Linked DNA regions of Homo sapiens: region 2 is linked to region 1. The links are chromatin loops, found by intact Hi-C in ENCODE. Cell type or tissue: Caco-2. All regions are shown on one strand.

Evidence for each region. Hi-C counts contacts between places; a loop is a spot of excess contacts. Peaks named below come from ENCODE experiments on the same cell type or tissue, not always from the same donor. Only the 100,000 strongest peaks of a DNase experiment are listed, where the experiment ranks them.
Region 2: a loop joins it to region 1, with 11 times the contacts of the local background. A loop is called at or near these places in 22 of 110 quality-filtered maps.

What each region holds. Positions count from the first base shown.
Region 1 is chr3:184,415,481-184,417,980 of GRCh38, reverse strand. The region is part of intron 1 of LINC02054 (long intergenic non-protein coding RNA 2054); the gene reads right to left. Among named protein-coding and RNA genes, the nearest start is that of LINC02054, 15 kb to the right of the region's middle. RefSeq lists an enhancer at 1,201-1,702. In Caco-2, no CTCF peak of the experiment used is centred here; a DNase peak (open chromatin) is centred at 1,110.
Region 2 is chr3:184,468,157-184,470,656 of GRCh38, reverse strand. No RefSeq gene overlaps it. Among named protein-coding and RNA genes, the nearest start is that of LINC01839, 6.5 kb to the left of the region's middle. In Caco-2, CTCF peaks have their summits at 1,126 (motif pointing left) and 2,032 (motif pointing right); a DNase peak (open chromatin) is centred at 1,106.

The DNA.
Region 1 (2,500 bases):
CGCAAGGAGTGAAGATTTTCCACACACAGCCAATCGTGCAGACCTGGGACCTGTGGTCATGACACCGGCAGCCTAAAGGTCCTACTTAAATAGGGCCCAGGGCAGAATTCTGTCTATGATCTCCCCTGCTGTGCCGGGACACAGCCCACTCTGCTCAGGACTGTGTAGAGGCGGCTCCCTCCTGCCTGGCCCTTCTGAGCCTCAGAACATTGACTCCAGAGACCACTGGGTCCATAGATTCTTTGGATGGATTTTTAAACTTGAATGTCCAGACCCTTCTTGAGGCCACACAGAGGACTGAGGGAGGGCAGTCTGTGTAGGGGTCCAGGACATGGGTTTGAGGATTAGATAGACCTGAGTCCAAATCCCACTTGCCACTTGTTAGCTGTGTATCTCTAGGCAAGTTACTTAACCTCTTTGTGCCTCTGTTTCTTCATCTGTAAAATAAAGATAATAGTTGTATATACCTTAAGGGGTTGCTGTGAGAATAGAGCCAGATAACCAGGTCCCTCCTCCCTCTCCGCCCCCCGCCCATGGCCCCTGTTTTGGAGGTGCCTGGGCTCTTACTGCCTCTTCCTCTGCCCTTCCTGGAAACTGCGGGCTTCCATCAGCCTCCTCTGGGCCTTGGGCGACAGGGATGGGGGTCTTTTTTTTTTTTTTTTTTTTTTTTTGAGACAGAGTCAGTCTGTCACCCAAGCTGGAATGTGGTGGTGCGATCTTGGCTTGCTGCAATCTCTGCCTCCTGGGTTCAAGTGATTCTCCCGTCTCAGCCTCCAGAGTGGCTGGGACTACAGGCGTGTGCCACTATGCCTGGCTAATTTTTGTATTTTTAGTAAAGGTGGGATTTCACCATGTTGGCCAAGCTGGTCTCAAACTCCTGACCTCAGGTGATCCGCCCGCCTTGGCCTCCCAAAGTGCTGGGATTACATGCGTGAGCCACCGCTCCTGGTTGGGGGCATTTTTTGAGGAGGAGCCAGGCCCAGATGGAGTCACACTGCAGAGGCCTCACATGGGGGCCAAAGTCCTCAGGCCCTGAAGGTGTCCCAGAGAATCACAAACTCACAAACATACCCTCTGGCTGCTGGGGCCTGGGCTTCTCCTGTTTAATGATTTCCCACCCAGTGGCCCACAGGTCCTATACTCTCAGGGAACACACACAGAATTCTGGAGCCCCTGCCAGAGGCACAGTTCAAACACAGCAGAGCTGGGCCTGCAGCTGGTCTGTCAGTCACACTAAAGTTATGGCGCACCTGCTCTGTATTTAGCACTGGGGCTTCTAAGGGAAGGGATGTGTCTCTGCCTTCAAGGCATTCGCAGCACAGTGGGGAGACTGGCTGCAGAGCCCCCTGACATGACTCACAGGAGCCGCTCTAGTGAGACTCTGCAGGCACAGCCCGGGCCCAGATCAGGGTCCGCCCAGGAGAGTCAGGGACGGCACCCAGAAGAGGGGCTTCTGGCTGGGCACTTGAATGTGGAGTAAGAATTTGCCAGGCAGACAGACTTGATCGATTCATTCGATACGTTTTCATTCGACACCTGCCACCCTCCCTGCAGCTGCTGTTCTATGCACTAAGGATTCAGTGGTGAAGAAGAGTAAAGCAGTTCTTGCTGTCCAGACCTTGGCCTGGCACTCACTGCAGGCCCATGGTGCTCTCCTGTTGAACATAAACAGTTTCACAGAACATCAACATCAGACAAGGCCACTCTGTGGCTGTGATGGAACTAGACAGAAACAAGCCCAAACCCTACAAGTTCTTTCTGACACCCCCTCACTGATACGCCCACAGTGCCCCATGGCGTGCGTTCCCCTTCACTGCAACCAGCCATAAACCCCAAGTGCTCCACTATAGGTGGGATCCTGGTGGTCTTCGGGTGGAGGGCAATTGACAGTGATGGCTGAGAGGTAGGATTTGAGTGGAAATGTGGAGATTGAATGAAATGAAGGGCAAGCCATGCGGAAACGTCAGGGCGGAACATTCCAGGCAGACGGAACAGTCATCGTAAAGGCTCTGAGGATGGAATATGACAGGCAGATTTGAAACCTGCAAATATGCCAACCTAGCTGGAGCAGAAAAGGCAGAGCAGGTATTCCAGGCAGAGGGAAAAGACTGTGAAAACCTAATGTGAAGGAAAGTAGGCCCCTGCTGACACGTATGGGTAGTTCTGTGCAGTTGAAATAGAAAGTTAGGCCAGGCTCGGTGGCTCACGCATATAATCCCAGCACTTTGGGAGGCCAAGGCAGGCAGATCACCTGAGGTCAGGAACTCGAGAGCAGCCTGACCTATATGGTAAAACCCCGTCTCTACTAAAAACACAAAAATTAGCTGGGCATGGTGGCAGGCGCCTGTAGTCCCAGCTACTCGGGAGGCTGAGACAGGAGAATTGCTTGAACCCAGGGGGCGGAGGTTGCAGTGAGCCAAGATAGTGCCACAGCACTCCAGCCTGGGTGACAGAGAGAGACTCCCATCTCAAAAAAAAAAAAGAAAAAAAAAAAAGAAAG
Region 2 (2,500 bases), 53 kb before region 1:
CCAGGAGCTCACAGCTGCGAGGAGAGAGACCACGTACAGGGCCATGGCCCTCCCGGGAGCTTCCTCTCCAAACCTACAGCACAGAACCCAGATGCACCTACCTACACGAGAGTTTCATGCCCTCTATTCTTAAATCTGAATTAAAGATAAGTTTTATTTTATTTTATTTTGTTTTTGAGATGGAATTTTGCTCCTGTTGCCCAGGCTGGAGTACAATGGCACGATCTCAACTCACCACAACCTCCACCTCCCAGGTTCAAGTGATTCTCCTGCCTCAACCTCCCAAGTAGCTGGGATTACAGGTACGCACCACCACGCCTGGCTAATTTTGTATTTTTAGTAGAGACGGGGTTTCTCCATGTTGATAAGGCTGGTCTCGAACTCCCAACCTCAGTTGATCTGCCCGCCTCAGCCTCCCAAAGTGCTGGGATAACAGGTGTGAGCTACCATGCCTGGGCTTATATGTTTCTAGTCCAAACATTTAGCTACCTTTTTTTTTTTTTGAGACGAAGTCTCACTCTGTTGCCCAAGCTGGAGCACAGTGGCACAATCGTGGCTCGCTGCAGCCTCAACCTCCTCAGGCTCAGGTGATTCTCCCACCTCGGCCTCCCTAGTAGCTGGGACTACAGGTACGCACCACTACACCCTGCTAATTTTTTTGTTTTTGTATTTTTTGTAGAGATGGGGTTTCTTCATGTTACCCAGGCTGGTCTTGAACTCCTGGGCTCAAGCAATCTGCCTACTTCAGCCTCCCAAAGTGCTAGGATTACAAGCATAAGCCACCATACCCGGCCTACCTACTTTTAACTTGTGGAATTTTCTATAAGGTCAGGGATGCCTGGGGGAACAAAAGTTTCCTCCTTGGTATAATGCAGGTAGAATCCACATGCTGCCTCCAGCTGCTGTACTTTCCTTTCCCTGCGAGTTATTCTTTGCAAGGGGAGGCCACAGGATGCAGACAAGGCCTCATCAGCGACCACTCCTCCCTCAGATCAGAGGTGGCCCTGAGGGTAACAGCGGGGAGCCACACTGGTGCAGAGAATGCCAAGGAAGGGAACTGGGAGGGTGAGGCACCTCTGCAAACAGTTCCCAAGGGAGCGCCTCCACCTGGTGGCCACGACAGGAAGCAGCGGTTCCCTTTGCCAAGGACATGGCCAACAAGGAGTTAAGGTTTTATACACACAGACCAGCGGACCCCGGACCCTCTGCATGTCAGAACCTGGATAATGTAGCTTAAGCTTCAGGATCCCTCCCTTACACAAGTCCCTTCTAAAGCCAGGGAGCAGTCGTAGCAAAATGCTCATTATGGACATATATTTTGTGCAAAATTTGCAAAACTAAGATTTTTCATATCATCTTTCCTAAAGAGGGTCCCACAAATTATATCCGCTTTAGACGCCAAAAAGTCTATCTTTGACCCTGATTGTCACATAGGGGCCACTTGGTCCAGAGCTCTCTGAATAGGTTTTCTTTCTTTCTTTCTTTCTTTTTTTTTTTGAGACAGAGTCTCGCTCTGTCTCCCAGGCTGGAGTGCAGTGGTGTGATCTCAGCTCTCGGCTCACTACAACCTCTGCCTCCTGGGTTCAGGCGATTCTCTTGTCTCAGCCTCCCAAGTAGCTGGGATTACAGGTGCCTGCCAACACGCCCAGCTAATTTTTGTATTTTTAGTAGAGATGGGGTTTCACAATGTTGGCCAGGCTGGTCTTGAACTCCTGACCTCGGGTGATCCACCTGCCTCGGCCTCCCAAAGTGCTGGGATTACAGGCGTGAGCCACCGCACCCAGCCCTGAATAGGTTCTTTAACCCAAATTCCAGTGCTCACTCCCCGCTCCGTCCCCGGGAGGCTACACAGAGGACCCTGGGAGAGCAGCGTGCACCAGGGTCAGAGACACAGGTTCACAGTTCAGAGAGATGTAGGTCTACGTCCCACCTCTGTCACTCACTAGCTGTGTGTTCCTGGTCTCTCTGTGCCTCTCTTTCTTCACCTGTAAAATGGGGATAATAATTGTGCATACTCCGGGCTGCTGTGAGAATACAATCAGACACACATGGTAAGTGCTCTGTTTGGTGGCTGACCTGTAGGAGGCGCTCCAGGAATGGCGGCTACGGGAAAGGTTCATAAATAGATACCCTAAACTGGGAATACCTATTCCTAACTTAAATTCAGCTCTATATATTAAGCATATACAAAATTGGCAGTATTTCACTGTTTTTTCAACTTATAAAAATAGCGGTTTCACATGATTTCCCCTAATAGAACAAGTGACAAAAATTACTGGGCATGGTGGCTCCTGCTGTAATCCCAACACTTCAAGAGGCTGAGGTGGGAGGATTGTTTGATGCCAGGGGTTCGAGACCAGCCTGGGCAACATAATGAGACCCCCCCCGACTCCACACACACACAAAATCAACGGCCAAGTAGGATGCAGGTCACTGGGAGTGAGCCTCACTCCTCTTGCTGGGAAAGGGTGTCTATGCTTTGCCTGCGGAGGCTGCGGAG